Regions from separate parts of the Mus musculus genome. Here region 1 is linked to region 2. The links are chromatin loops, found by intact Hi-C in ENCODE. Cell type or tissue: heart. All regions are shown on one strand. Links, peaks and the distances in the headings refer to the core of each region. The heading gives the core; the rest is flanking DNA.

What was found. Hi-C counts contacts between places; a loop is a spot of excess contacts. Peaks named below come from ENCODE experiments on the same cell type or tissue, not always from the same donor. Only the 100,000 strongest peaks of a DNase experiment are listed, where the experiment ranks them.
Region 1: a loop joins it to region 2, with 2.1 times the contacts of the local background. A loop is called at or near these places in 16 of 42 quality-filtered maps.

What each region holds. Positions count from the first base shown.
Region 1 is chr4:123,376,545-123,387,565 of GRCm38, forward strand. It overlaps Macf1 (microtubule-actin crosslinking factor 1), which reads right to left. Exons shown (of 98, transcript NM_001199136.1): 68 at 10,684-10,887; 69 at 8,911-9,142; 70 at 8,101-8,327; 71 at 6,757-6,879; 72 at 6,563-6,664; 73 at 6,069-6,170; 74 at 5,803-5,976; 75 at 5,558-5,713; 76 at 5,221-5,418; 77 at 4,683-4,811; 78 at 3,871-4,044; 79 at 2,113-2,268; 80 at 1,802-2,008; 81 at 1,554-1,673; 1 more. Among named protein-coding and RNA genes, the nearest start is that of D830031N03Rik, 30 kb to the right of the region's middle. In heart, for the core only: no CTCF peak of the experiment used is centred there; no DNase peak of the experiment used is centred there.
Region 2 is chr4:123,484,255-123,495,275 of GRCm38, forward strand. Macf1 (microtubule-actin crosslinking factor 1) reads right to left here. Exons shown (of 98, transcript NM_001199136.1): 23 at 10,630-10,756; 24 at 9,681-9,864; 25 at 8,832-9,001; 26 at 8,387-8,565; 27 at 7,440-7,578; 28 at 6,334-6,527; 29 at 4,956-5,118; 30 at 4,075-4,158; 31 at 2,413-2,520; 32 at 2,075-2,173. Among named protein-coding and RNA genes, the nearest start is that of Gm31156, 62 kb to the right of the region's middle. In heart, for the core only: no CTCF peak of the experiment used is centred there; a DNase peak (open chromatin) is centred at 5,037.

The DNA.
Region 1 (11,021 bases), core at 1,893-9,892, 110 kb before region 2:
CAAAACTCAGTGATTTAAAAGAAAGAAGGAAGAAAGAACCAATGCGCACAATTCTAACTGTTAAAAGGGAATACTGCTTAAACTCTATTCAGATTAACTTCTATATTACAACAGTTGGAAATAATAACTAATAACTAATAACAAGTGAGAGAAATGCCCAAAGATTTAAAATCAATTATGTCTAGACTAGATTTATTTTATAAGTGGTTTGCCTGCAGGTATGTCTGTGCACCTATGTATGCCTGGTGCCTACAAAGGTCAAAAGAGGGTGTTGGATCCCCTAGTCCTGGAGTTATGGGCATTGATCACCTAGAACTGATCATGAAGAGGAGCCACAATATGGATGCTGGGAACCAAACCTGGGTCCTCTGCAAGAGCAACAAGTGTTCTTAGTCACTCAGCCATCTATCCAGCTTCCTTACTCCTATTTTAATTTAGTGACAATCTCTTATATACTTTGGTATGCCATATCTGAATTGGTCTGCCCTTACAGGGGACACTCATGCTCACCGCTCTACAGACTTGCCACAGACAGTATCCCATTTGTCTCTGACTTCTCCTAGCAAGTTGTCAAGTTTCTGAGTATCACCAGCAAGCAAAGTCTTTTCTTTCAGTGCTCTGCCAGTTCTGATTGTGGTATCATACACAGGCTGTTTGCCACCAAGAGTTTTCTGAAATTCCTGTTTCCAGAAAGAAAGAAAAACAACAAATAACACATATACACATATTAAAATGAGATAATAGCATGCACGGGGTTTAATTCCCAGTCCTCCAATAACTGGAATATATTTTGATTTAAAATCAACTTCTTTTTCAAGTTTACAAAGTAAACATAGCATAAAAACAAACAAAAAAACTAAACTAAAATTAACAATAGCTTTCCCTTAAAAGAAATTTATAAGTTTTGTCTATACCACATACAATGGCACATGGCAATTTCTAAAACGCCATACTTTTGGATAGTTAATCATGTAAGCAGTTTGCTTAGATATTACATGAAAATATGGATGTCATGTTATCTAAGCACCCATGGATCCCTGGGGTTGGTTACAGAAGAGGTGGGACACTTGTCTAGCTTTTGTAAAAGTGCTACAATTTGCCACCATGCTTGGCTTTCATCTTGATTTTTTTTTTTTTTTTTTTTTGGAGACAAAGTCTCACATATTCTAGATTGGTCTTGAATTTCTGATCTTTCGCTTCTTGGTATTACACACACATGCCACCATAGCCAGTTCATGAGGTGCTAGGGAGTCAAACGAGAGCCTTGTTCATGCCAGGCAAGGACTGTTGCCAAGAGAGGGGATGGGATAGGGGTTTGGGGGGAAGAGGGGGCAAGACTGGGAAAGGGGATAACATTTGAAATGTAATTAAAGAAAATACCCAATAAGAAAAGAAAAGGGACTGTTACCAAATTATTTACATTCCTAGTCCCTTCTTGATAATTTAACATGTATCAACTGTTTTTTTAACAGGCTCTGGTTTCCATTTTCAGCAAATAGCAAACTTTGGTGAATACTAAGCTTAGGATCTCACAGCAATTAACTCTATTTTACCTTATGTTTAGAAAGCTGAAGTTTGATTTTGTCTGGGTCATTGGAAATCTCCAGTTCTGAGTCCAGATGACTCTCTGCGTCTTCTAGCCAGTCAATCAGTTTTTTCCAAGCTTCATGGAACTAAAATCAAGTATGATATACATTGTAACAGGAAACAGTGTGTGAGCTATACAGCTCACCTCTGAGCATCACTTCAGAGGTTCGGGACTCAAGGCTGCCCACCAAGTTGTGCCTCATTTATAACTTACTTGCTTTGCCCGCTTCCTGGCGTCATCCAGTGACCGACCCCTTTCAATAGACCGCTGCACAACCTTCTCCCACCGAGACTGCACACTAACCAACAAATTCTTGATCAAGACAACATCCTGTTTCTGACTAAGGAACTTCAACTGGTTCCCTGTTTGATCCAGTTCAATGATCTGGTCTCGATGATCATTTACTTCATTAGCAAAAACCTGTGGGGAACACAGTACTCTTCTTAGACACAAACAGGTGAAGGAACACTCCTTTGAATGAATCTTTTTAAAGGGAAGGTAACATCATCTTAAGGCACAATTACCTTGTGCTCTTCTATCTGGGAAAGAACAGTGTTCAAAATCAGGCTGGGAGGAGAGGCGATGTTTAAACTCTGCTCTGCTAGAGTAAGCCAGTTGATAAATTCTTGCAAGGAATTCTGGAATTCTGTTGCCAGGCTGAGGGCCTCTTCAAGCTTTGACTGAATTTAAAATAAAACACACAGAAAAAGCACCAAGTTCAGAAATTCCATCTTTGACAACAAAGGCATGAGATGTATACCAGATTGAATGAGGCAAGAAGACTCACTTAATAAACCACTAAACACTTAATAAACCTCAAATACAAAAGATTCAGGAGTTCTAAATGTTAAGGGTCTGAAGCTAAACCACCTGGACAAGAACTGAGTAAATAAAAAAGGAAAAGGCACAATTCTGAATGGCAGAAAATAATGGCACGTTCACGGCAAGTGCTTGTTTCCATTAGCACATTCCCAGTCCACAAGCTCTACTGTACGGGATTTCTTGCCCTAGCTTCTTAGTAGACATCTGTGGCCATCTCTAGGCAAGTAAAGTAAAATGATTAAAAAAAAATGATTACATCCAGAATATATTAAAAATGAATATATTCAAAGAATGAGTAAAATGAGTATATTAAAAATACTCTTCTGTTCTTTATACACTAAAAACTGAAACTGCTACTAATTTAGTTGATTAGATTACAGATATTTTCTTTTTCATCCTTTCAGGCTATTTTATGATGAATATTCTAAAGACATTTTATAATGAATATTCTAAAGACATACAATATATAGTGTTAGAATGCTTTAGGCCCTAGGTTCAGTCTCTAGCATCAAAAAAAAAAAGATGATATAAACAATATATCAATCAGGTGGATACTAAAGTCAAAGCTTTCAAACCTGTTTAGAAACTAATACTGAATTCTATTTTTTCTTGCTTTACAGCCCGTACTGCCCTTAAATTTGAGATTCTCAAAATCCTTGATTGAGTTAGATTCTGCCTCAGTTTCTCTCATTAATTTTGCTCTGCCTTTTACAGGCCAGAGAACAAAAAACAGAACACAGGCTTATATTCAGTTCCTTTTGGCTAGTCTCCATAATACAAGAGCACAGAAGCCCACACCAGGACAACTTTACAAATAGTGTTTCTCTAAAAATGTCCCTCAGTACATGGGAACTTGTTTGTGTTCTGACCAACCATTCCAAACGACTGGTCTACTTGTTTACTCTTCCTACTAACACCTAGCTCACTACTGATTGAGGGGACATGCCCAATGAGTTTATTTGCAGATTTTATACTTGACCTGATTGTCAAAGAAGAGAATGAGACTCTGTAGCCATTTAAAAAAAAAAAAAAGAAAAAAAAAAAATCAAACAAACCCCAACTTTTTTGAAAAAAAAAAAAAAAACAAAACAAAAAACAAAAAACCTTGAGTTCATATCCCCTCTTTTGCTCTTATAAAGAAGAAAATCCAATTTCTGAGAACTAGTGGGAAGAGCTCATAATTTACTTTTCTTCTGATCTTCAGTAAAATTCCTTAAAAGAAAATTGCTGGTCACATTTCTTACATTGCCCTGTCCCCATCTTCTTAATTCAATGTTATAAACTCCAGCAAAACTTTGTAAGTAGGAACACAAACTAAAGATTACTGTCAGATAGATTAATATAAAGTCCATTATGAGATAAGTTCTCTGACATATCACAACACACCCATCTACAAAAATGAAGACAGTGATGTCACAGGTCACTGAACACACTGCTCAGACAGTGCTCTGCAGCGGTACCTTTCTCTCTTCCACCTTACTGCTGACCGCATGCCACTTCTGTTCCAAGAGCGCTACACTCTGCTCTGTTTTTGAGCCAGACCCAGAGTCACCACGGCTGAGGAGCATAAGCCTGCCCTTGTCAAGCAACTGATTGTAAATCTCTTCCTTGGCTCTCAGCTGGGAATGTAGTTCCTACAAAAGAAGGTAGCAAAATATATCAATAATATCTATTTCCTGAAAGACCCCATACACACATATTTCACTAGTACAGTCTGGAAAGGTCCAGAAAGGCCTTGTCTTTATATAAGTCCCTTTTAGCTTCAGTTCCAAGTATGAGCTGTTAGTAAATTAAACCCAGAATTCTTCCTTAATAGGAAGACAATCAACTCACCAAGAAAATAAAAAAAATTTTAAGGATCCGAAAGACCTCAAAAACAGTCTGTAATAATGTATTTGTCCTTTTTTTTTTTTAAGGATTTGCCTAGAAATAATGTTGCTTTTGTTGTTTGTAGGCTCTCTTAAAATCCTGTCAGCACCTTTCAGATTTCTCTAAACTCTTACCGAATACAAACATATTGGTGATGATCTCACTTCTAGTCAACATTCTGGTACCCACCAAATGGACAGACAGACTGAAGTTACCAGCTCACCAGCGCCTTTCTAGCTGACTCTTTCCTTTCTATTGCTGCCCAAGTCTGGACTGAAGTCTGTAGAAGAGCTGAACTAACTAACTAACTAACTAACTAACTAACTAACATCGCAGACTCCCAGGATATAAGTCTCTCAGAGAGGCTACTGAATGCTTTTGTGCCATTTGAAGAAACTGTTACCATATGTGTATCAAGCTGTTCTCTAGCAGTCTCAGGAAGTCCTCCTGTAGGTTTAGATGCAGAAAGTTGGTTCTCCATTCTATTGAGTTCTAAGAGGAAATCTTCAATTTCACTGTGGAAACCCTGGGCCTTTTGAAAAAAAGACATATCAGCAGTATCAGTAAGCAATCAGCTGTAAAGGCAAACTTTTGGAATGATCTGAACACACTGGGAGGATTCTGAAGCTGGTCTCAGGCAGAGTAGTTAGTTTTATCTCTGGACAGGGACTATCTGCTTGCTTATGGCTAGAGTTTAGCAAGATCCTTCAGATCTCCCTATAACACAATAGATGCCTACTGCAATCTGGGGAGAAGCCTGACTTGCTATAGGAAACACCTGAATCTCAAAACAAGTTGGTCAGTGTGACTAACTGAATAGTAACCAACCTGAACTGCAAACAATCCTGAAATACCTGCCATCAAAAGCTGCTCTTTTCAAAAGGGGTTCAACCCCAGATGGCCTCCTTTCCCTCCCGTGACCGCCCCTCCCCCGTGCGTACCTGCTGCAGCGTGGACTGCAGCTGTTGCTCCCTCTCCTCTGTCTTCTGCAGCACCGATTCCCAGCACTGGTTCATGGTCTCCAGGCGGCTTCTCAGGCTGCTAGCGTCATCTCCAGCGCTAGACTCCAGGAGTTCACTGCCGGCTTTGTTGACTGTTGCCACCGTGGCTTGATGAGCCAAAACATCATTTTTTAGAACCTAAAGAAATGTTGAATGACATAATTTATCTCTTTTGATGTCATTGAACCTAGCTCCTTAAGGTCCATATGATATTAAGCTTCTGGTGGCAGTAACTGGTCTCAAACTGGCAAAGTTAGGTAGGAATGAAAACACTTACATGGTGCTTTGCAAGCTCAACTTCAATGACTTTTGGGTCTCCACTTATCGGTCTTTGAGCATCCAGCAGCTCTTCAGTGTGTGTTAGCCAGCTCATTAGTTCCTCTAAGGCATGTTGGAACTGGCCCAGGGCCAAGAGAGCACCTTCTAGCTTATGCTGCTCAGGACAAGACAAAGACCATTTGTTAGGAAATCAGAGCGGGCAGAGGGTAGCTCACCAACCCATGTTACCTACTCTAGCCTTACCTGTCTATGGGCAATCTTCTCACCCAGATTCTCCCAGAGGTGCTTGAGTTCTGTCAGTGGTTCTCGTATAATATCTCTGTCAGTTTCATCGGTAGCTTTTTTTAACATCAATTCACCCTGGTGATTGAGTTTTTCCATCTCAATTTGCTGTTGGTAAACTTCTACTTTGAACTCCTATAAAAGATTTATTTAATGCTAACATTAATTGACGTCTTCATTATTAAAAATAAGGAACTCTCTTTTCAAAGCCTTTCCTGGGTACAGACCTTCATCTCATTTAACTGATCTTTGACAGTGTTGAGGTCTGTGCCCACTGGGGGCATGGTGCAGAGCTTGATCACAGTGTTATCTAGCCAGTCAAACATAGCCTGAAATAAAAACACAAATACATAAAAAGAAAACCATGACGTTAGAAGAGAAGGAACATCTCCTTATCAGTGTTGGGCTTCATGATTGTGTGGGTTTTGGTCCACAAGCAAGCAGTGACTTACACAATTAGGCCAGCTTCACTGAGCAGCTGAATGGGTACAACTATGACAAGCAGGCAATGACAATAAAAATGGCAGTAGTAAGTGAAACTTGGATGTATTTTATATCAACACTTTCTCAATAGAAGTGGGAAATGTAGGCCAGAAATGTGAAAGCAAGACTGTCTTAGGTTTCCCAACACTGCAGTAAAGAGGGTGAACCACTACTATTAGAAGATGACAAGAGAGAGCAGCACTTGTACTTCTTTTGTGAGCATCTCCCAGCCTCTCACCTGGAGAGTGTCCTGATACTGCACAGCAGCCTGCATGGCATCCTCGAGTTTTTCCAGCCTTTCTTTCCACGTTTTATTTAAGTTCTCCCAAGCATTATTCATCTATGGGAAAAACATTTGAATCAAATTCTGCTAGTAATACCTCCCTGGGCTGCTGTGCTACTTCTCATCTGAGCCCCGCCCACGCCCCACACCTCATCAATGCTCTTCTTCACTTCAGGCTTCTCGGTTTCTCCACAGGCAAAAATCAAATCTGCTCCAAGGATTCTAATGAACTCCAACTCCTCATGCAGACCATCTGTCTCCTCCTTAATAGTCTACATGGAAAGGAGCAGACAATGAGTCAAAACAGAGCGCAAAGCAGAGCTTCTCAAGCTTTGCAAGTGCAGCACAGAACGCCCCACCCACAATCAAGAGCAAGCACTAAGCAAAACCTCCAGAATCACAAAACGATTTTTACTTTTTAAGATACTGCTTATCCAGAGAGTGCAGCCTCATACTCACAAGCAGTCAACAGACACACAAAGTAAAATGTATTGGCGCTGGGCATGGCAGTGCACACCCAGCACTTGGGAGGCAGAGACAAGTGGATCTCTGTGAGTTCAAGGCCAGCCAGGTCTACAGAGTAAGCTCCAGACAACCAGGGCTACACTGAGAAACCTAGTCTCCCAGAAAAAAAAAAAGGATTATATACATAAGATATGAGCATGTAGTGATGTCAAAGATGGCAAGAAGAAGATAAATTTGGATGTATAATGAGTTTTGATAATTTCTCAGCCCCTACTGGCTCCATGAAGAAATATAAGAAACAACACAATACAAGTCACAAATGTCAGTGTCATAGCTGGGCTACATAATCTTATACGTAAACCGGGGTCACACACCAACAGAGAGGAATAAAGGAGGACAGAGTTTCTAAAAGAAGATGGTGAGACCAGGTATTGCTTATGCCAAATGGAAATCATGTGAAGTCTGTCTAGTGATAATTAGACTGCCCAGAAAGTCTAGAAAAAGATGTGTTTAAGTAACTTGCTATCCCTGGATGATAAATTCAGAATTTTAAATTTTCTACTCTCTATCTCCTTTTTGAAAGCAGAAAAAGGTCTCACATTAAAAACAAAACAAAGAGCCGGGTGTGGTGGCACATGCCTTTAATCCCAGGAGCAGAGGCAGGCGGATTTCTGAATTCGAGGCCAGCCTGGTCTACAAAGTGAGTTCCAGGACAGCCAGGGTTATACAGAGAAACCCTGTCTCAAAAAACAAAAAGACCTAAAAAAACAAAACAAAACAAAACAAAGTTTTCAAAACATTGAGTTTGGCTTGGCAGCGAACACAATGTAACTCAAGGGTTCGGGGCTTAGCACGCAAGAAACCTCAGGTTCAATCCTCGACACTGCAAGAAAACCATGGAAACAAAACAAAACATGATCATCACCACTACGCCACCACACATACAATCACATGCATACCCTCACAACGTGGATACAGTATTTTGTTAAAGGACATACATATGAGATGATGTTTTGTGTTTTTGTTACCTCAGCAGCTTCAACCTGTTGCTTGATGATGGATGGGTCAATACCAGGGCTTTCTAAGTCATGAACAATATCCTGGGTGTCTTTGATGGTGGTCAGGAGAGCTGCCATGTCATACCAGAACTTCTCCGCTAATTCAAGGACATCAAGGAATTTAATTTCTCGCTCTTCAGACCGTGCTTTGATGTCCTCCCAGAAGAACACCATTTGATCCAGCTTGTCCTGGATTTCTGAAGGAGCAAAGAAGAGATGTGAACAGAAGCTCTCTAAGTTCAAAATCTAATTTCTCCCTGAAATCCCATGTAACCCTGACATTATTTATAGTTCAGTGTGGCTTTACTACTATCACCTCTCCTCTGCACTTCAGCAGGGATCTCTACTCTAGGTTTTTTTCTACTTATGTTGCTCTCCCTCATAAAGGATCCACAGAAGCAATCTGAAAACACCACACAAAATATCCAGTAAGATCAAAACAAAAGGGCTGAGATGGAAAGGCTTCCTTCCAGTGTTCTCACTGCACTTTCTGTAAATTTCCCATGGAAAGTGTTACAAAAGGTGGTTATGTTCTGCCCACTATTGATACTGTGATACTCACATTAGGGGTTAAAAAGGAACATTTGTTTCCTGGCATGGGAATCGAGCTTCCAATTGTAACCTTATTTCAATAGGGAAATGTGTTCTGAATTCTAAATGAATTCCACAGACTTTTGGAATACTCATTACTTGAGAAGTGACTCTGGGTAGCTACAGCCTCTAGTTCATTCTATTATCTTTCTTAAAAAGAAAATAATAATAATTAGATCCACCGAGTACCTTTTGCAGCCAGATCCTTGTCTGCTCCCTGCGATCTTCCAATGAGTTCCTCTCCCCGCCGCTTCAGGGCTTCAAAGGACGGCTGCAGTTTCTCCAGCTCCACGGTGGCACTTTTATTGTCACTGATGCACTCTCTGATCTTGTCGACTTCAGCAGGAATCAGGGGAGGCATTCGCAGGCGAGAGGACAGGTTCTCCAGGGTCTCCAACATGGGTTCAATTTTATCATGAAACTAAACAAGGTTGACTCGTTAGTCATCATAGAATACTTCATCATATTGAAGGGCATGTGAGGGCATAAGGTGACCTACTGTTTAGGATAGCCTGTGTTCAGCCTAGCACAATGGCTGTTCAGTATTAGTTTTCTCTAAAAAAAACTGTTTTAGATTTAGATAATAGAGCTAGCCCATCAGAAGGGGGAAAGGGCAGTATTTATTTTGTAAGTCAAAAAATACTAAGTAATATACCAAAAATCAAACAAAAATGGTTAGTATTGTCACAATACTTCTCCAACTCCAACTAATCTGACAAGAAAGTGACAGGACTATGAAACTGGTAGGAGTCAGCACTCAGCAGCTGAGATGACAGTTGCATGCGACAGACTTGACAAAGTTAGATGCCCTTGGCTTCTGTGTACATGAATGGGAACTTTGTGGTGTGCTGTCTAACAACCCACAGTGTGAGACAAAGAAAAGGGCCATGCTGAAAGGTAAGAAGGAAGGCCAATCAAACCTTCACACCTTCCTGGTACTAAAATGAATAAACCTATAAAATTTTAATTTATAATTTGATATAGAATTGGAAAGTGAGAACAGCACAGAGGAGTTTTTGAAAAAAAAAAAAAGAAAAAGAAAAACATCTAAACCAATTCTGGATTTAATATTGAGCAAGTCTCAATAATGTTAAGTGCCCTACAAGAAAAACAAATTTCTTTAACAAAACCATTTCCATCTCTCTTTAACGTCTATATTCCACCCCAAACAAGATGGACACAATGAACTTCCACAAAAGGTAAGGGAAGCATTCTTCTAGCAATGCCCTCAGCTCTCAGCTCTCTGAGAAATGGGCTCCCATAGGAGTGAGTGGGCACCTTACCTCTGTGATCTGCAATGGTGGGCGCAGTCAACACAACAATGGGATGAGGCGGTGTGAGGAAGACAGGAGCAGGCGGCAACAACACAAAGGAACACATTCCACAATGGGGTGAGATGGGACGGGAGTGGGAAACTCGAGTAAGTACAAGTATTGACCAAGAATACTGACTCAACACAGGAGTAAAACACCCAGACACGACACACGTGCCACCAACAGCAATGTATTAGTTGAGAAGGGTGCAGTTCCGTGCTGTAAGGTCTGCCACTGGGGGATTCCCTTCTCTTTGGTGTACTTCTCCCTTTGGATGCATATTTTTTTCTAAACTTGAAGTTGGCTACTCACGTTAATGTGCTACCATTCTAAATCTTACCATTAACAGGCCCAGTTGGAACCTGTCTTTTGTTAAGGTAATTACTGGTTTGGGATCTACAAAATTAATTTATCCTCAAATTAATTAAGATGCTAAAGAGTCATCGTAGCATGAATTTCTCAGAGAAACCATCAATAAACAACTACACATCCCAGGCAGGCTGTACTTCACCTCTCACCCAGCGTCAGTGCACCGATACTGGGAATAATGCAAGCAGACAGTTTTCTGCTCTACAGATGATGGATCATCAACAGAGAACCTCTGCTTAGGCTAGTGCACAGTTGAGTGTCCCGACACAGTCACACTTACCTGAGCAGACTGGGACACAGCCTCATCCAGAGCCAGGGCACGCTGGCGCACCTCATCTTTTATTTGGGCATACATGTTTTCTGCTTTCTGGTATTTTTCTTCAACCATTTTCCCTTCCTCAGGGTTTAGCTCCTTTAGTTGTGGACCTATTTTTAGTATCTTATCAATATGAGGTTTGTGTTCAGCAATGGATTCCCTTAGTTGCTATGGGAAGAAATAAGAATTAAAATATAGTGAGTGAAGAGAACAAGCAATAGTCAACAAAAACATTAGAAGTAAGGCCAACTCGGGAGGCCAGAGGCAGGCAGATTTCTGAGTTCGAGGCCAGCCTGATCTAT
Region 2 (11,021 bases), core at 1,691-9,690:
AGATAGGAAATACATTGTCCTTTATATACAGAATCTTGCGAGTTTAATAATTTTTAGAACCATGAGAGAACAGAGAGACTACATGGAGTAAGCATTGACATAATGGGCAAAAGATATATATTACTATCTAATTTCCATGGTGAGTCTATGTATGAGTATTCGAAAACTTTGCTTGCAAGTATTTTTGTAATTACAAAAAGATTGCATACTTACTACATAGGACCAAAACGGGAATGGGAATGTATATTATATACACTAGAGTCTATCTCTGAGACGTTCACACATAAACACACTTCTAAAATTGTTTGTATGCAGTGTTGTACCTTTGTTGATACATAGTTCTTACTGGAATCATTATATCTAGTATAATATATTAATATAATATAAATCACTTTCTATGCTAATTCACTTAAATCTATTACATTATTTTTAATAATGTCATGGCATTTTACTGTACACACTATGGAGGTTTCTAATATTTTTCTCCAACAAATTATGCCTTACTGAAGATTTCTGCTTATCCTATGCGGTGGTTTGAATGAGAGTGCATCCATAGACTCATGTTTTGATTACTTGGTCCCCAATTGATGGGATGGGGAAGGACTGGAAGGTGTGGCTTTGCTGGGGGAGAAGGCTCAGTGAGAAAGGATTTGAGGTGTCAAAAGACTTGTAATTTCAACAGTATGTGCTCTTCTTCCTGTTCATAGATCCAGATGAACTCTCAGCTCCTGTTCCAGTGTCATGCCTGCCCACCTGCTGCCATGCTTTCTCCATTGGTGATCACAGACATTAACCATCTGAAACTGCTGGCCCCAAATAAACTTTTCTTTTTTTTTTTTTTAAAGATTTATTGATTTATTATATGTAAGTACACTGTAGCTGTCTTTAGACACACCAGAAGAGGGCGTCAGATCTTGTTACGGATGGTCGTGAGCCACCATGTGGTTGCTGGGACTTGAACACTGGACCTTTGGAAGAGCAGTCGGGTACTCTTACCCACTGAGCCATCTCACCAGCCCCCAAATAAACTTTTCTATAAGCTCACTTGGTCATGGTATCATACCCTAACAACAGAAAAGTGACTGAGACATATCTCTTTCTCTAATGAAAATATTTAAAGGTGGAAGTGACAGGCATATTTGTATATTTGGAAAATTTCACCCACTAAAATTTATTTGAAACTCCAAAGGTTATTCAAAAATGATGCAGTGAACATTAAGAAACTAGTTGCCTGGTGCCTCTGCCATTATCTGAGGTTCTATTACATGGTGGTTTGAATGAAAAATATCCTCATAGGCATTTGAGCACTCAGTCGCTGTTACTAGGTGTTGTTTGGACAGGATATACCATCTTTAGCAAGTGGAGCCTTGTTGGAGTAGTGAGTCACTGGGGGAGAGCTTGAGAGTTTATAGCCTCTCCTCACTTTGCATTCTCCATGTTTCCTATTGTGTAGATGAAAATGTGATCAATCACACAGCTTTCTGCAGCTGCCACAATGATGGGCATAAATTAGGAGGAGACAAATCTTACATCTTTGATAAACATGTTGCAGAAAGAAAGTTATAGTGCTTCCAAGAAACAATAATACACATTAAATAAAGTGCCTTTAAACAAAAATACACATAAACCAGGCTGTGTATGTGACCTGGGGCTTGTAGAAAGTAACTATTTCCTCTAGGAACACTGGTTTAAAGAACCAACAACCAAACTTTCTAGAACATGGTCACTATAAAAAAAATGTCTGCATGAATTTTATTTATCTTTTAAAAGATGAGGCATGGGAATTCTAGTATGTATTAATAGATCAACTTGAAGACTTGGTACATGTTAGCTACAAGCAATACTAGTGAGCTACGCCCTCTGCTTGAGGCATAGCATTTTGTTGTTGGTGGTTTATCAAGACAGGGTTTCTCCGTGTAGTCCTGGCTGTCCTGGAATTGCCCTGTAGATCAGGCTGGCCTACACCTGCTTCTGCCTCCCAAGTGCTGGGATTAAAGGGATACTCCATCATGCCTGGTGAGGCACAGTATTTTTAATCATTTTTTCAAAAGGATGGGGACCCAACTATTCTCACCTCTTCCTCTTCCAACCGCCGGAGAGCATCACTGATATATTTTACATGCTGAGTTGTTAATGTCACCAAAGCTGTGTATCGAGTCCTTAAGTCCATGAACTATAGTTCAAAAGAACAATTTAGATAAGTTATTATCCAGAAAAGTAAAATTCAACAGTTGAATAAGGAAGAAAACAGAAAGATAAGAGAAATGAGAGGTTTTCTTTTTCTTCTCCATTAATTTATTTATTTATTCACTTCACATCCCAATCACAGACCCTCCTCTCTTCCCAACCCACCTTGCACAGCCACTCCCCCCACTTCCCCTCAGAAGACATGGTTTCCTCCCATCCACTCACCTCCTGTGTGATGGCATCTGAAGAGGAAATCATGCGGCGGCGCTTGCCTGGAGATTTCTGCTGTGACTCCACGAAGGCTTTATATGTCATAAGCTGCAACTCATAGTCCTAGGACAAGAGAAATTTGACTTCCTTTACTTAAGATCATAGCTAACATATCACACAACAAAAACTTAGTATTTTCTTGCTGGACTTCATTTAGTGTTTGTTTAGACTACAGGTTGGCAAATATTGGGCCATCCTACCTGTCAGAAATATTGATTCTGTCTCATAAATGAGTGTGACTATTTATAAAATAACTTTACTTACACTTATCTATGTATTTATTGGCCAGGGCCTTATGTAGCCTAGGGTGGTCTCAAACTTCCAGTGTAGAAAAAAAAAAAACAAAAAAAACCAGACCTTGATCCTCCTGTCTAACCTCCTGTCTAACCCTTCCAAATGCTAGCATCAGAGTTGTGCATTGCTAAGTTCAGTCTTATATGATACTAGGCAAGGTTTTGGTCAAATGAACACTGCCCACTGCCCAGTTCTTATTCTTTTATTAAAAAAAAGTATCATAAAATATGATTCTTTTGTTTTGTTTTGTTTTGTTTCTCGAGACAGGGTTTCTCTGAATAGCCCTGGCTATAGGTCATTAGGCTTGGTGCAGTCTCTGCATCACCAGTGTGCTTTTTTAATTATAAGAACTTGTTTTTTCTTTTGAGACAGGGGTTCTCTGTGTAGCCATGGCTGTCCTGGAACTCACTCTGTAGCCCAGGCTGGCCTCGAACTCAGAAATCCGCCTGCCTCTGCCTCCCGAGTGCTGGGATTAAAGGCGTGGGCTACCACGCCTGGCTAATGTGATTCTTTTAAATTTTTTCAATGGCCATACAAAAGAGAATGTGTGGCCTAGACTCAGCCTGTGCATCATACCTTGCTGAATTCTGAGTTTTTAATCTGTGATTTGATGTCTAATTCTTTGATCTCACTCTTGGAGAAACTGAAGTTCAAATAGGGAAAGTGGATTTTCCTAAATCAGTACAGATTAGAAACTGTTTTCAAATCCTTTCCTCATTTTACTTCATATCCTGTGCTTCTCCTGTAACCTGCAGAGTGCTTTGCTCCCCACCTTCCAAACTCTCTTCATTTAAACAGTCCCTTATTCACTTATTTATCTTACTACTTCTACTCTCATGCTCCTTATATCTTTCCCCCTAAAGACAAGGTTTCTCTGTGTACCCTTGGTCATCCTGGGACTCTCTTTATAAACCAGTCTGGCCTCAAATTCAGAGATCTGCCTGCCTCTGCCTCCTGAGTGCTGGGATTAAAGACCTGCATTACCACTGCCTGGCTCCTGATACCGTTTCTAAGAAACAAATATGATCACCTTGTTCCTATATGATCAAAATCTTTCAAGGATATAGGCCCAGTTTCTCAAACATCAATACGTGTAGAATTCATCTAGGGGGACCTTAGGAAAATGTGGAACCAGATTTAATAGGTTGAGGGCATTTCAAGTAACATCTCAGGTAATGATGTCATTCCTGGCTCAGAGACAGCCTCTAAGGGGTGGGGGCTCTGGCAGAGCTCTCATAATCTGTGCAGAGAAGGACTTACAGTGATAATGTAGCCTTCCTAAGCTGGAGATCATTTATTCTTTCTGGGATATGGTACAATTACCTTCACAATAGTGGAGTACTGCTGGGAAAATTTTTGACATTGGTCCAACTTTGTCTGATTTCTCTCAATTTCAGCAAAGAGTTCCTAGAAACCAAAGTATCACAACATTATCATTGACTACCATCACTCAGCAGTGAGAACTTACTATATTTTAAGGTAGTGAATCTCAAACCTTAGAATCATCACAGTCAAAAAGACTAGTTAAGTAAGTCACAGACTGAAGGGCTAGTCCTACAGGTTTTGAGTTGGGCCCAGGAACCTAGATTTCTACCATGGTTAAGGTGATACTGATGCTGCTGGTCTTGGAGCTACACTTTGAGAACTACATTCCTTTAATATTTTACATGTAGAGCCTCATGTAGTTTTAGCAATGACTTCATCAGGCAGTTTAAAGGAATAATAAACTGTGCTATTTTAAGGATAAGGAAGTAGAATACTGAAAGGTGGTTAATTTCTTCAATGTTTTCTAGCTAGTAAGTAGTATATAAGCCAGGCCTGTAATCAAGACAATTAAAGTCAGACCTCATGTACTTAATGACATGGTATTAAAGTAAAACACCAACTAAAAATGCTTTAAATCATTTTCTTCCACTCATAGTTTTTCAAGCCCCTATAGTCCAGTTCTAGTGTAATAAAATATAATATCAAGAAATAAAATGGAGATGTTTAATAGTTTCAATAAATAGCCATAGAAAATCAGGATTAGATGACCTAATGGGTCTCTCTCTGGCCTAAATGTAAAATCAGTATCTTTTTCAAAATCACAAACAACAGAGGGGACCTAGATGTCTGCTCATTTGGAAGAGGTTTAATTGCTGCAGTATTGCCATCTTAAGATGAGCTAGTGTCTATTTTGTCCCTTGTTCTGCAGACATACTCACCGTCTGCTGACTAAGCTGCTCTGACAGCACTCTACTATCCTCTGCCTGGCCAGGCTTCATCATTTCCTGCTGGGCAGTGGTTTCCTCAATCCACTTGATGAGAGTTCCATGGCAGGCTCGGTAATCTCTCAGAACTTCCTGGATACTTTCTACCTCAGATTGCCTGGAGGAACAAATGCAAGCACTGTCAAGAATCCTAATGTTAACACAAATAGAGAGCAACCACTCAGGCCTCCAGGTGGGCTCAACCATGAAGGGCGGGATTTCCCTTGGGGATAAGTGATGCAAGGCAGAGTGATGTCTGTGAATGTACCCAGGGTCCTAACAGTAAGTAAAACTAATCCTAAGAGCTCTGAGGAACCCTATGGAGCCGAGCATCTCAAGATAATGCCTGTCAAATTTACCATTTACATCTTTACTTTACAGACTATTGTCAGGGTAACAGGATTATGATTTATAAAGACTGTAATTTCTTGTAGCAGGATGTGATGAAAGATAGAGGTTACTATCTTTAGATATCTGTCAATCTCATTAGCTTTAGGGTAGTAATTTAAGTAGAGACAATACAGACTTATATGAGTTGATTAAACTCCTGTGCCTACATATTTTCCTCCCCTCCTTAGCCTAAGAAAGAAGAATTTTCTGTCTCTACTAGTCATACCTTACATCATAAGCAAGGCATCAAAATGACAGAAGTGACTGGAACCCACTAAATCAGCAATTGTGAAAGAAGTCATAAATTCTATAAAGCCGCATTCTAAAAATAGATAAAATTAGATTTAAGCCTAATAAAACAAGAACGAAAACCTAAGTTCTCTCCTTAGGAAAGAGTCATCATATAACCATTCAAGTCCATATTAAAAAGAACACAAATCACTTGAAATGTGACTAAGTGAATAGGTGTCTAGTACATACAAGAATCTAATTAATCCCAAAAACTAGGTGGGGCACTGTCATAAATGGCTTAATTGATAAGGGATGGCACTACCAACAGTATTCCTGCTAGCTGAAAGCAAGCCTGGGATATAAGGGTGATCTGGCTGAGGTACCTATCACCCTATTGATTGTAGGGTTGATTTAACTGATCCAGTTGGCTAAATGGGCATCTCTTCCTCCCTTACTGCTTCATTTTCATGTGTGTCCTTTCCAAAGCTGTGTTTCCTTCCAAAACAAGTTCTCAAAACGAGCTTTGGGCTAGGGTTGTAGCCTAATGGTGGACCATATGTGCTGGGTTTTAGGTATGCCTTACAATTGATGATTCCAGTGTTTTCTGTGGCTTACCATGTTCAGAATCCATGCTGTTTTAAAATTCCACACACCTCTGTATGAATTTCTACTTTTAAATGTGAATGTAAAAATAGTTGATAGTTGACCTTACCGGGTCTCCAGCTGGGCAATGACACGGTGCCACCGCTCCTGTAGCTGAGAACCTTTCTCCTGATAGCGCTCCAAATCCAAGTTTGGCTCTGATGCTGGGTGCCGGAGCTGTTCTGCCACTTTCTTGGCCTTAGTGATTTCCTCATCCAGGACTGAGAACACTGAATTCTTGTCCTTCACATCACTAAGCCAGTGCTAGAAAAACACAAGAAACAGGTTAAACATTTTCCTTGCTAAAAGAAAAATAAGGCAAGCAAAAGGACAATAGAGTCACCCTGTTACCTGTGACCCAGAAAGCAGGCCCAGGAAAGGCCTCTGCTGAGGACAGACTCAGCTTTCCTAATGCACACTGGGAGATCGGGGACACCATATGGGAAAATGTGCAGATAGTTTTCATGTTTGAAACCTGACTTTACTACATATTAGCTTTGAGACCAAGCAAAGTTATGTAGCTGGCTAGGTCTTGGCTTTCTCATCTGTCAAGAGACAAAAATTCACTTCTCACAGCAGCTCTTGAGAATCCAATGAAGTCACAGTAAAGTACTTTACAATGTTTCTTTGATATAAATGTTGGGTATGTTTAATTACGCCGTGATTGGACAGGTGAAAGGCTTCCTTTCTCTTCCCTTTTAGCCTTTTCTCTTCCCCGTTTACTAACACATTATTAAAATACATTAAAATAACACTGTGCCTAATCTAAGTGCAAACATGAATCAGTGTCAAATTATCCCACCCCGAATCCTCTGTTAACCCAAAACCATTGTGCATCAACCTCTTAAGAAACTAGAGAACCGTGGGTGGGTAGGGGAGGGGGGGTGTATGGGGGACTTTTGGGATAGCATTGGAAATGTAAATGAAGAAAATACCTAATAAATAAAAAAGAGAGAGAGAAAAGGAAAAAGAAAAAAAAAAAAAAACCAAAAAACTAGAGAACCAGCCGGGCGTGGTGGCGCATGCCTTTAATCCCAGCACTCGGCAGGCAGAGGCAGGAGGATTTCTGAGTTCAAGGCCAGCCTGGTCTACAAAGTGAGTTCCAGGACAGCCAGGGTATACAGAGAAACCCTGTCTCGAAAAACCAAAAAAAAAAAAAAAACCTAGAAAACCAACCTGTAAGGTGGTCCGATGGGACTCCAGAGCTGAGAGGTCTGCTGGCACTGCTTCCTCTTGACTCAGCTTGATCTCATAACCTTTGACCAACAGCTCAGCATCCTGCATGCTACGGACTATAACATCAATTGTCTTTAACCTGCGGGGATAAAATCAACTCCTTCATTAGCACTCTACTTTTTTCCCTCTGAGACAGGATTTCTCTACGTAGACCTGGCTATCCTGGAGCTTCCTCAATGGACCAGGCTAGCTTTAAACTCTGTGATCCACCTGTCTCTCCCTCCCAAAGGCTGGACCACAGCATGCCAAGAACTTGAGTTCTAAAATGTGGATTACTTAAGCTCAAACTTTAATTGCCCAAATCAGTTTTTATCACATTAAATGATGACAAGCTTTTGTAAAAGTGAGAAAGCCTGATCATGCATACTGTTGGTTTGAGCTAATTCAGAGTGAAATTCTAAGTGGCACTGAGATAGGCCACATGTGGTAGCAAGAAGGAGTGAGACCAAAAGTCTACTTGAAACAAAAGACCTAAGATCTGCCACTGCTCAAAGTTACAGGTAGAGATGGGTGAGGAGGGAAAAGAGTTTCAAACACTAATGTGTGGTACAGTTTTAATTCTTTGTCTCTTTCCATTTTCTTTATTATCTTTAAGTGTTGTTTCTGGAGGTGTCCAATTAAATAAAAATGTGATAAGAAACAGACCTAACAATTCAAGTTTATTCCTCACCCATAACATTGACATTTGTTATTGTAGTTCAAATAGATTTATTCCATGCTACTTAGGAACTAAAGCCAAAATTTCTCAGCCTAGACACCTACTCTTCAAGAGCTGCAGTCTTTCTGATCATTCATTGAACAATCTCAATAGAAAATGACTACCCTTTGGATCTAAGACTTCAGCTTACTCAGATTGATTGTAGAGAGATCATAGACATGGTACTCACTTATTCAGATAGACAGTAGACAGACCATAGACATGGTCCATCTTCTCTACCATCAGGTTCAGCTCTGAGCGCAGAGTTGTGGCACTTGAACCTGATGGAGACTGCTGGAGAAAGACGTTGCATTTCATAGAAATAGCATCCAGGTCAGATCTCAAATGCTGCAAATCCTCCTGTGTGTGCTATCAGAACAAAATGCACAACAAAGATGGAGACACAGTGAAAAATGTTAGAAAGTAGTCCTATTTGCAATTAGAAATGAATCAATTCAATTATATATTTGAAGCTTAAATCCTACTCTTCCATAGTAAATGGCACTTCCACAGGCTGGAGGGATGGATGAATTCCTGAGCAGGGCTGACCTAAGCCTATTGCCTTACTTCTTAGAAGCCACACATTTGCTTCCTAACTCAATCTAAAAGGAGTTACTCTTCCTCCTGCAGCTCACCTCCTGCTCTGCAATCCTCAATGTGATGTCCTGCCTGGCATCTCTGTCAGTCTTGGAGCTGGCTGGAGACTGAATTTGTTTGAGCAGTCTCTGCTCACACTCCTCCAGGAGTAGTCGGATATTCTTTAGCTCAGAGATGTATACCTTGGCCAAAGTCTCTTCTTTGTCCTCTGTGAACACACAAGCACAGGTCACTAAGCTCCACCTGAAGACAATAGAGCTAATACAAAGGGTACCACTGGCTCCAGCAGATCAGAAATCTCATTGATGAGAGCAAAGTCTTACTTTGGAAATATCCTGCCTGACCTTCGAGTGTCTGCATTACATATTAGCATTAAGGTACTGAAGAAATGTGACGGGGGCTGGTGAGATGGCTCAGTGGAGAAGAGCACTGATGGAAGTCCTGACTTCAAATCCCAGCAACCACATGGTGGCTCACAACCACATGTAATGAGATCTGACACCCTCTCTGGTACATCTGAAGACAGCTACAGTGTACTTAGGTATAATAATAAAAAAATCTTTAGGCTTGAGCAACCAGAGTTGACCAGAGTGAGCAAAGGTCCTAAAAATTTTAATTCCCAACAAACACATGAAGGCTTACAACCATCTATACAGCTACAATGTGCTCACATACATAAAATAAAAATTAAAAAAAAATCTTTCATTATCATTAACAACCAAAATATCTTATTCCACAGTATGATTTTGAGAATTCATCTTTGTACGATTGTCTGTGTTTGGAGTCTGTCAGCACCCTTCAAAGGTTTCCTTCTTCCATGTTCCCTCCCTCCCTCCCTCCCTCCCTCCCTCCCTCCCTCCCTCTCTCCCTCTGCCTCATGCACACACCATTCTCCAGTGATTTCATCAGGTGCTGGAAGTGGGCTTTACAAGCTTCCACCTCCTCCTCTATTCGCAAGCGATCGGCCACAGAGAAGAGGGCAGAGTCATGGCTGTCCTGTAGAAAGTCTTCATAGTGGGCCTGGAGGTTTTTCATAACCTGGTGGCACTCTCCTGGTGCTAAGGAACGAAGCTAAAGACAACAGAATACAATTCTTTAGAATAGAAAAATACCACTTATTCTCTCTCTCTCTTTTTTTATTGATTCTGTTGACTCGATAAACATATATTCAAAAATACACAAATCTGCTGGGCATAATGGCACACATCTTTAATCCCACCACAGGACAGACAAAAGCAGACAGAGTAAGTTCCAGGCCAGCCAGGGTAACGGAGTGAGACTTTGTCTTGAATGAATGAGTGAATTACTGTAAACATGTTGATTTTCAATAACCAAATTCATCTATATAATCAACATTCCAATCTAAACAACATTAGTAGCAACCCCACCCCATACTATCCCTCAAACTCCACTGTACAATGTTCCTTGTCCTTCCCACATTCACAGTCTTATTAAATAATCTATGTTAGCCTTGAACTCATAATCCTCGAGTCTCAACTCCAGGGGCTAGGGTTGCAGAGGTATGCCATTAGTTGTAGCCTGGATGTAAGTTAATAAAAGTAGACAAGTGGTCACACACTCTATACTCTGTGTATTCTTACAAAGAGTGGCACCTTCTCCACACAGCGAGAAAATTGTACTCTCTTACTTTCATCTGCCATTTCTTTACCTCTCAAACTGCTAGTTGCTAATGGTCTCAGGTCCCTAATTCTAAAATAGCATCCTGGACTCAACCATACCTCATTGTTCTGGGGGAAAAGTTTCAGAAATGAAAGAACTACTTCTGACAAAGCTTAACAACCAGGTATCAGCGAAAGGCAACAGCTTCCCAATTACCTTTTCTAAGCTCCAGGTCTGTACTGTATCAAGGTCCTTTCGCAAGTAGTTCCAGGAGATAAGGCTTTTGGTGTTAATGTGTAGCTGGTGCCAAAGGGCCATCACCTTCTGGTAAGACTGTTCCACCCTAGAAACAACAGAAATAAATTACATGCCAGAGATGTGACTGCAGAGGAGAGCTGTGTGCTAAGAAGGAAAAGAGAGCTAGTTTTGACTACACAGATAATTTTAGAATTTATTGTCATATTTGATTTGGCTTATCTATGGAATTATGTCAGAATATACTTCCAATAGAATCAAAGTTACCTGAATGTAAGATGATTACAAGAAGTCAGACAGAAAAAAATGACAAGGAAAGCAAGAATACAAAGAATATAGATAAAAATATTCCC